2 separate regions of the Homo sapiens genome follow, and region 2 is linked to region 1. A link is an interaction called in ENCODE POLR2A ChIA-PET data of the cell type or tissue named here. Cell type or tissue: Panc1. All regions are shown on one strand. Each heading gives the region's core, and the rest is flanking DNA. Links, peaks and the distances in the headings are about the cores only.

Region 1 (5,334 bases), core at 335-5,334:
CCGAGTAGCTGGGATTACAGACGCGCGCCACCATGCCTGGCTAATTTTTGTATTTTTAGTAGAGATGGGGTTCACCATGTTGGCCAGGCCGGTCTCAAACTCCTGACCTCGTGATCCACCCACCTCGGCCTCCCAAAGCGCTGGGATTACAGGCATGAGCCACCGCGCCCAGCCTAAAAGTACACAAAATATTTTAAAAGTATTATTAGGTATAATTTATGAAGAAATTATATAAATTAATAAGAAAAACATGAACCCAATAAACACACAGGCAAAGGACATATATAAGCAAATCATTCAAAAGGAAATATAAACATCCGATGATGAAAAAATGTTTATCCCCACCATTAATGGAAGAAACACAAACTAAAGTTACCCTGTAATACCATTTAATGTCTATTAACTTAGAAAGAATTTGTGGGGGGGATGCAATGCTGGTGAAGTTGTAGTAAAAATACTTCACTGACATACCCCTGCTGGCAAAAACTGTTACAACTTGTACCATGAACCAGAGAAATATTTATGCCCTTTAACCCAGTAAACACATCCTTTGTAATGTCTTCTAAGATATTAGCTCAATGGAAATGACTATTAGACATGAGTATGTTCAATGCAGGATTATCTAAAAATAAAAAATTAGAAACAATCTAATGGTGAAAAACACCTGAATGGTTTATTAAATTAAAGCAAACTGATGTGACAGACTTAGTCAGAAATATTAGATAATAATCTAGACTGCAAAAATGGTGAAAAACTTTATAGTGTTAAGGGTACAAAGTAGTATGAATACTACATTTGCAACTCTGTTAAGTAGAAAGGTATGTAGAATGGAATTAGAAAATGATTTACATTATAGCAAGGGAATATGGGTGAATTTTTTCTATCATTATTTTAAACCATGTGGTCATGTCAATTTTTCAATTAATAATGTAAGTAAATAAGTGATAAGTATTTCTCATTTGTCTCTCTTAAAATAAACAGACATACTGTACTATCTACAGTATTAATTCCATATTTGGTAAATCTTCTAAACTGATATTTAACTTAAAATATTGCCAAAATGAAAATACGTCTTTCAGTAAATGGTTAACTACATAAAAGCATGTATTTCCAATGATTGGCCTAAAAAATACTAAGGTCATTTATCCACCCAACATTTTAACAAATGTCACCCTTTCTTACTTTACCTTTGCTATATGTTCCAGCCATCGGCCTAGTGCAATAAACACAAACAGCATAGGGGGTGTGTCAAAGAAAGTAATAGGGTTCACTTTGGCTCTCTCATACATTGCAACTAGAAGAATAATCAAAGAGTAGGCAAATGCAATGGTGGTTGCCAGCACAATCAGTACGTCCATATTTGCTGTCTTATGCTTCAGTGCTTTATAAGCCTGAATGTAGAAGTACCAGCCTCCGAAAAACTGCAATATAGGAATGATAATCATTGAATTTTAAAAAATGCTGAAATTCACATATATATCTCAATAACTTAAAGTATCAATAGTCACTTTCTTTGGCTTTTAGCTAATCCATAAACACTAAAGGGAGATTAAGCCAAAACAATCGTGTTTGTATTTCAATAGATGTACATGCAGAGGGAGGTATTCAAATTGCTGCACAAGCCTGTGGGGCTATCATCTATGATCCAATGGATATTCCATAATACAAGGAAAATCAGATATTTCTTCCTTTTTTTTTTTTTTTTTTTTAAGAGACAGTCTTGATATGTTGCCCAGGCTGGTCTCAAACTCCTGGCCTCAAGCAATCCTCCTGCCTCAGCCTCCCAAGTAGCTGGGATTATAGGCATGAGCCATCACACCAAGCAGATTTTTCTTTCTGAGGCTAGCAAAAACAAGAACTAAGAAAGGAATTACATTTTCTCAAGGATTTTTTTGTATAAAACTCACCCATCTTTCCAAAACTCAAACTAACTGGTATATCACAAGCTACGAAATCTGTTGGCCGTTTTTGTTGGTAAATATAACTGGAAAGCTTATTTCATTAAAACAGAGAAACTAAGATGTTTTTTAAAATCATTATTGCCTTTTATAAGGATCAGATAAAGGAAAAGATTTATTTGATAGAAGTATTCTATTCCAAAGTAAAAGTTTATCTCGAAAAAAGAGTTTAAAACATACAGAAAGTAATGAACTGAAGTGCCAGGAAGAAATAACAAAAATAAAGTCATTGAGCTGGGTGCAGTGGCTAGTGCCTGGAAGTCCCAGCTACTCAGAATGCTGAGGCAGAAGGAATGCTTGAGCCCAGGAGTTCAAGACCACAGTGAGCTGTGCTTACACCACTGCATTCCAGCCTGGGTGACAGAGCAAAACCCCATCTCTAAAAAAAAAAAAATAGATAAATAAAAATTTAAAAATAAAATAAAGTTATATACAGTAGCAGATATAAATACCAAACCCAAAAAACTTGAACTCTTTCTTAGGGGTTAAATGGCATCTATTATCAACTTAAATAACTACCCAGTTGAAGATTATTTTTGTAAAGCATATGGCATAAAATGATCAGACTTCTAGCTAACATCAGTTTTGTAGCTGAAAATAAACCTTGCCTGCCAAATTTTGCTTATTTTTTATTATTAACAAATATATTTGCTAACAATTCACTTGCCTGTACAGGTACACACAATAAAAAGGACAGCAAATTCATAACAGACAATCCTGGAAGAATCTGGCGCTCCAGGAACATAGAAGAATGAAGGTTGATCATTTCTTCTTTACTCATGTTTTGATTATGGTGAAGAGTTGCAAAGTGGTGGTCCATAACCATCATATATATCATCAGCCCCATTACAGGAATACAGAAAAACAGACTCACAAGAAAAGACCGTCTCCATCTTATATGGAAAAAATAAAAAAAGAAAAATCATGGTCATAAATAGCTAATGGGTAAAGATTCTACATACTACAGAGAGATATACATTGTGACCATTTCATCCAGTATAAGGATGATATTATAAAAACTGACATGCAAAAAAAAATTTGTAATAAGGAGTCAAAATCTGTTTTTTACTGACACTCCAAAGTACTTACTGTCTTATTTCTCGTTTATGATCTAAGTGACTTGCTGACCGATCCTTCTTGACCAAAGAAGCTTCAAAACCTAAGCTCTAAGGAAATTCATGAGAAAAAAATTATTTCACTGAACATATAAATATTGTATAGAGAAATTCTAAGCCATGGTATTGTCATTAAGAACAGTTCAATTACTGAGGGCAAGTCACTCTGGGGAATACAAAGATGAAGATGTGCTTCCTGCTCTTGATTGCATTTGTTTCCAATCTTTCATCAAACAAATAAATATTTCCTTAATGCTAGTTAATATGTATCCTATATATAAGAGTTTAACTCAAGTACAACTGTCCTCAGTAGAGGTTCTCATTAATAGGCCATAAAAGCTAGCACCAGGCCGGGCACGGTGGCTCATGCCTGTAATCCCAGCACTTTGGGAGGCCAAGGTGGGCAAATCACAAAGTCAGGAGTTCGAGAGCAGTATGGCCAACACGGTGAAACCCCGTCTCTACTAAAAATACAAAAAATTAGCTGGAAATAGTGGCAGGTGCCTGTAATCCCAGCTGCTCGGGAAGCTGAGACAGGAGAATCGCTTGAACCCAGGAGGCGGAGGTTGCAGTGAGCTGAGATCGCACCACTGCACTCCAGCCCAGGCGACAGAGTGAGACTCTGTCTCCAAAAAAAAAAAAAAAAAAAAAAAAAAGCTAGCACCATACTAAACATATTATTCAAGGCCTTGCATATGCAGTATTTAGTCTTGTTTTATCAGAAAAAGAACATGAACAAAAATCATTTTCCCCAATAAAACAAAGTATAAAAAGGAAACTACCCCTAAGCAAGACTTATCTGACCATAGATAGTAATACACATTACATTTCCAACTGCTAGGGGAAATGCTGCCATCTTACATTTGTTGGCAGTGCACAGTGAATAGAACAAGCATGAGCTTTTGGAGTCAGAGTAATTAGGCTCAAATCCCAGTTATGACAGTTATTAGCTATGTGACTTTGGATAAGTAACTTAACTTCTCTTAACCTGGGTTTCCTCACCTCCAAAATGAATATGACCACATTGCTGTGGGAATTAAGGGTTGAAGCTTTGCAATCTTGGTAACTGGCACATAGCAGGTACTCAGTAAAACTAGTTTCACAAAAATGGTAATGATAATGTCATCTATACAAATAGGATCTTAACTGAACTAATAAAATGCTTTAAATCACTTGAACACCAATTCTATAGCATACTGAAACTTTTAAAATACATTCACATGTATTACCACTTAAGACTTATTGAAGAACACAGGATGAATCTGTCACAAAGAAAGGATTGTGTTTGTTTGTTTGTTTGTTTTAGAGACAAGGTCTCTCTCACAGTAACCTTCAACTCCTGGACTTAAGCAATCCTCCTACCTCTGCTTCTCGTGTGATTAATACTATGGGTGCGTGGCACCACACCTGGCTAGTTATTTTAATTTTTGTTGCAGAGACAGGGTCTCGCTACATTGCCCAGGATGGTCTTGAACTCCTGGCCTCAAGTGATTGTGCCCTCTAGGCCTCTCAAAATGCTGAGATTATAGGCATGAGCCACTATGTCCAGCTGGGTTTAGTCTTTTAAATTTCTTACTTTAACTTAAAAATAGGTCTTTTGTTTTGACCTAACAAACAAAAAGCCATCAAGCAGGATCCTTCACTTTCTTAGTAACTAATATGAATCTTATTTATAACAAATTATACTTTATTTCCATTTTCTAAATATTTTAAGTGTTTTGTGGTTCTAACTTGTTTGCTCCTGATTAATAGTGTAAATGTACCTTTGCCTAACTTTTCCTGAAAAAGACCAAAAAAAAAAATGCAGACACGTTTACATTAAATTTTGAGACAGATCTTGTTTGAAGTGTTCAAAGGAGTTAGATTTTTTTTCATTGCCTCTATCTGATGCAAACCAGAAATGATTCACGGGAGTGCTGATTAAATAGGTAAGAACACAGAAACATAAATTCTTGGCACTTACTTCAATTGTATGGATAATATCTCTAGGACCAATAATTTCTGGGTCATATTTAATATGTGCTTTGTTGGTTGCCAGGGCCACGGAGCAGTATAGGATCCCTCTGTGTTTTGTGAGACTAGACTCTATTTTATGTACGCAGGAGGCACACGTCATTCCCCTCACCTGTTAAAGACAAAGCATTTGTTCTTCAGGAATATACTTTTTCCACCATTAAACATGAGTTACCACTTTTTTTTTTTTTTTTTTGAGACAGAGTCTCTCGCTCTGTCGCCCAGGCTGGAATGCAGTGGTGCGATCT
Region 2 (5,395 bases), core at 275-5,274, 72 kb after region 1:
AAGTTACATTAAAACCCCATGGATGAGCAATTACAGAGGTTAGTATGTTAAATGAAGATTTTGATATTAGAAGATAATATGATGGTTTGGAGTTGAGAAAATATTCTTTTTTAGACTCAATCCAACAACAACAAATACCAATCAATCTGCATTGGGCAAAATAACGTTAGAGGTCTTAGAGGTCAGACTGCCTGGATAACTAAGACAATATGGTCATCTCAATCTGCCTAAAAATAGTAAACCTGAGAGAACATCTTTCTTTTTCTGAGAAAAATCTACTCAAAAGGCTCAAAGATCTGAATCTCTACCCTGGCATATCATTTCCATCTGGGTCCTATGAGTTAACATTGTTCCCACAGAAATAAATTCTGTTAGTGTGATATACTTAATTAATAAGCAAAGGAATGCAGTAATTTTATTCTTATGTTCTCATAAGCTTTAAATTGTCTAATAATTTAAATATATTTTCTATTTGGATTTTATAACATGTGATGTTAGTTCTCAGATCCACAATCAACAGAGCTTTTAAGATAACTGGGAAAAAAAATGGAAAAGAATTCACTCATGAACTATACTCTAAAGATAAAAATGAAAACTTTATTATTCCCAGTGCATTTTAAAGCCTCTGTAATGCCCATCTTCCCTATTTTTTCTTCTTTACACACATGGGATCATACTATATGTACTATTTTGCACCTTGCATTTTCCATTTAACATATCTTTTACACCTTGTATCAAGACATATAAACCTCCTGCCAGGTGCAGTGACTCATGCCTGTAATCGCAGCACTTTGAGAAGCCAAGGATCACTTGAGGCCAGGAGTTCAAGACCAGCCTGGGCAACATAGTGAGACCTCATCTCTAATTATTAAAAAGAAAAAAAAATTTTAAGGACATATAGACCTCCACAATAAAAAACAAAACTGAACTATCCCCAAAGAAGATAGATAAACGTACCATTTTATAAAATGGTTGTAATATTCCCTTATGTGGATATGCTATATTTTATTTAATTAGTTCCTTTTTGATTAACATTTAGGTTGTTTTCAGTTTTGTGCTATTATAAACCCTGCTTCAATGAATATCCTTGTATATACATCTTCATGAGCATATCTTTTAGATAAAATTCCTGGAAGTGTTATTGCTAGGACAAAGGGCATGTACATTCTAAACTTTGATAAATAGTTCCAAACTGCCCTCCAGAAAAACTGTATCAATTTATATACCCACTAACAACATATATAAATAGTACTTATTTATTTTTTATTTTTCCACATGTTCTAAATATAAATAGTACTTCTTAAGGCTTGTGATACATACTGTAAATTACCCTCTGGAAAGATATCATTTCACACTTACACTAGCAGTATAGGAAAGTGTCTAGCCACACTTTTATCAGGTACTATGAAAATTCTTTTTAAGCTTTGTCAATCTGTTATGTGAAAAATGATCATCTGTTTTTTATCTCCAATAACTTTGTGAGATTTTTTGACCATTTGTATTCTTCATTTGTGAACTGCCTGTTTACTTCCATTGTGCATTTTTATTTTGGGTGTTTACCTTTTTTGTTACAGATAGGTAAGAGATCTTTGCATATTAAAGATATTCATCATTTACCTGTCACATATTGTTAGTCTTTTTTAAGTTTCTTGTTTATCTTTTATCTGTTTGTGGGGTTTTTTAATTTTTAAGTACCATGCCTTTGGTGTCAGGCTTTGGAAGGCCTTCCTTACCTCAACTTACACTCTCTTCTAGTACCTTTTGTACTTTACATTTACATCCTTAACTCATCTAGAATTTATTTTAGTTTAAGTATATAACATAAGAAACTAACTTTTTTTCTTCAAAATCATTAACTGATTGTCCCAATGCCATTTGTTAAGTAAGCCACTCTTTCCTCATCTACCTGAAAAGCTACCACTATTAAATATACAGTATACTAAATTTTTATTTGGGGGTCTCTTTCTGGATGTTTTCTTGCATTGATTTGTTATTCTATTTTGGTGCCAGTACTTTTGGAGGGGGGATGAAGAAATTCTTTAAAATTTTATTTATTGGAGTAAAAACACTTACCATGAGAGTTACCCTCTTAACACATATTTAAGTGTACAATATATTAGGTACAATGTTACTTTTTAAAATTGTTGTACATTTTAATGCATTTTTTTGTCTAATAAGGCACATCCCCCTTGTCATCCTTCTTTTTCAGAATTTCTCTGTGTGTTTTCAAATATTTACTCTTTCATATGAACCTTAACATCATTGTGTCAGATCCTCCCTCCATCAAAATCTCTTAAATTTATAGACTAACTTAAATAGAGTTAACCTCTTTTTACAATATTGAATCTTACTGCACATTTCTTAAATTTATTCCTTAGTATTTTTTTGTTTTTGGGGGGTCCCCCCCAAAAAACAAAAAAAAATACTAAGGAATAAACTTAATAAGAAGATATATACGAATAAGAGCTTTTTTCATTATATTGTCTAGATGATTATTGTTGGTGTATATGTGATATAATTGTATAACTGCATAATTTTGATATATTTAACTGCCAACCTTATTAAACTCTCTAATACCTCTCTATATTAACTCTGTAACCTTAGTAAACTCTGTAATTAGAGTGGATGTTTCAAGAAAACAAATATATCATCTAACACACATGAATTTTCTATAGAATGTATAAATTAATGTAAATGTATATCTGTTTATTTTACAGTTCCTCTGAGAGGGGAACTGTTAAGTCAGAGCATTTTCTGTTTACCTTGTACCTTTTTGCACCTTGTGTCTTCTCATTACTATGAGCATATATACTACTTTGATAATAAAAAATAAGTTTTTAAAAAGTGCCACTCTCTGACCCGGCCATACTGCTTTCAGGAATATATCCTAAGGAAATAAATGGAGGGATAATGGAAAGATACTCAAAGATACTAATATAGGAATATTCATCAGAGCAAAAATAAGTGGATATATGTACTTTTTTTTTTTTTGAGACAGTGTCTTGCTCTGTCACCCAGGCTGGAGTGCAGTGGTGCAATCTCAGTTCACTGCAACTTCCGCCTCCCAAGTTCAAGTAATTCTCGTGCCTCAGCCTCCTGAGTAGCTGGGATTACAAGCACACACCACCACACCCAGCTAATTCTTTGTATTTTTAGTAGAGACAGGGTTTTGCCATGTTGGCCAGGCTGATCTCGAACTCCTGGACTGAAGTTGTCCACTTGCCTCGGCCTCCCAAAGTGCTAGGATTACAGGTGTGAGCCACCACGCCCAGCCAAAATAAGTGGATATAAGTTAAAAGACTAATAAAATGGGAATTGGTAAAATAAATAATATTCCATATATTCAGTAGAATACACAACTATTATATTTAAATTTTCTCACATACAAAGACAGTCAATAATATATTGAATATTAAAATGAGGTTTTTTTGTTGTTTTTAAAAGGAGACATGGACAGACACACATGTATATACCTACGTAGCAAAGTTTGGAAAACTAAATAAACAGTTATCTTAGGAGTAATAATCCTGGTAGTACTCTTATAATCTGTGCTGTGCATTGTGAAGTTTTCTACAATAAACATGCCTTAATTATTTACAGAAATAAACAGGGTGACAACCCTTGTAGTGTTAAACCCATAAATTCTAGGAATTAAAAGGTTCAGCTCACTACCCATGTATATTCCTCAAACAAGTTCAAATCCCACTTTGGTTACCCCAGTCCTCTAAGAATCCTGAGACATGTCTAGTTCTAGCAGACTGTTTCACAAGGGTGGTATGGCATCTGATGGTTATGAAGAGATTTAAGTTTGTAAAGAAAAAAAAGGAACTAGAACTGAATGAGGCCTTTTGAAAATTTATGTTAATATCTTGTTCCCTATTACACTTGAAATTTCAGGATACTTATAAAAAGAAAGCATTTACCTTCCATCCCAGGCTGCCTGAACCGCAAGATAAATGCTTTTCTGTAACAGATTCTGAGAAACTTAAGTAGGTGTTATGCTCACGAAATTTATCATTAACTTGCACAATGGTCTACTGAAAGCTCAAGCAGTGGAAAAAGTTTATCTGGTATAACCAGCAAATTCCAGTAAAGTAAGACGCTTACGATAAATAAATGTGTGTGTGTATATCCATACCCATATTTTTAAACTAAAATACACATTCTATGACTTTTCATGTGACATATTAGTTAATAAATCATCATTTATTTTCTTTAATGAAATTGTACTATATATGCTACCAAGCTGATAATATAGATTTTGGGAGGGGTGGTAATTAGTACACCAGACCAAATATTAACACTGACAACATGCCCATCAATTTGGTGACAATTGGCGAGAGAGAGAGGGGTAGTGGGGTGTGTGTGTGTGTGTATGTGTGTGTGTGTGTGTGTGTGTGAGAGAGAGAGAGAGAGAGAGAACCATCCCATCACCTCCAAAATCCCTCATGCCATGCCTTTATTTTATAACCAATACTTCCCTATACCCCCAAACCCTGGCATCCACTGTTTTCCTCCCTATAGTTTTGCTTTTTCAGATTTTTATATAAATGGAATGATTATTCATATAAGTGGATAAATGAAATGATACATAGCCTTTTGTATCTGGTGTCTTTCACCTAGCAAAATGCATTTTAAGATTAATCTGTTATTGCACGAATCAAGGAGTATATTCCATGGTATAAAAATACAACAATCTATTCATCTTTTTCACCAGTTGAAAGAACTGGGTTGTTTCCAATTTTTAGTGACTAATGCTGAACAATGCTACTATAAACATTGATATACAGGTTTTTGTGTAAACACAGGTTTTCATTTCTCTTGGAGAGATATCTAGAAGTAGGATTGCTGAGTCATATTGGAGATACAGGTTTAATTTCATAAGAAACTGCTGGCAAACTGTTTTCCAAAGTGGCAGTATCATTTTGTATTCCCATCAGAAACGTATAAAAGTTCCAGTTGCTCTGCACACTTGCCAACAACTGGTATTTCCGCTTTAAGTGTACAGTGGTATCTCACTTTAATTTTATTTATAGATGATGTTTAGGATCACAACAAAATTGGGCAGAAAGTACAGAGATTTCACAAATACCTCCTACCACCATATACATACAACCTCCCTCGTTAGCAACATCACATACCAGAGTGGTACATTTGTTATAATTGTTATTTTGGTTTTAATTTTCATCTGCCTAATCTGCATTTCCTTTATTTGCTATTTTCATATCTTCTAGGTGAAGTGCCTATTCACATCTTTTACCCATTTTGTTATTTGGTTGTTTCCTCATTGTTAAATTTGGAGGCTTTTAAAAGTTTATTATGGATACAAGTCTTTGTCAAAAATGTGATTTGCAGCTGGGCACAGTGGCACATACTTGTAGTCCCAGCTATTCAG

What was found. ChIA-PET counts read pairs that join two places held together with the same protein. Peaks named below come from ENCODE experiments on the same cell type or tissue, not always from the same donor. Only the 100,000 strongest peaks of a DNase experiment are listed, where the experiment ranks them.
Region 2: POLR2A ChIA-PET joins it to region 1 with 6 read pairs; 3 of 35 experiments call an interaction of 5 or more read pairs at or near these places.

The regions. Positions count from the first base shown.
Region 1 is chrX:78,008,966-78,014,299 of GRCh38, reverse strand. ATP7A (ATPase copper transporting alpha) reads right to left here. Exons shown (of 23, transcript NM_000052.7): 7 at 5,037-5,198; 8 at 3,048-3,124; 9 at 2,626-2,851; 10 at 1,188-1,421. Among named protein-coding and RNA genes, the nearest start is that of PGAM4, 42 kb to the right of the region's middle. In Panc1, for the core only: no CTCF peak of the experiment used is centred there; no DNase peak of the experiment used is centred there.
Region 2 is chrX:77,936,893-77,942,287 of GRCh38, reverse strand. The region is part of intron 1 of ATP7A (ATPase copper transporting alpha); the gene reads right to left. Among named protein-coding and RNA genes, the nearest start is that of ATP7A, 29 kb to the right of the region's middle. In Panc1, for the core only: no CTCF peak of the experiment used is centred there; no DNase peak of the experiment used is centred there; H3K27ac peaks cover 1,551 bases.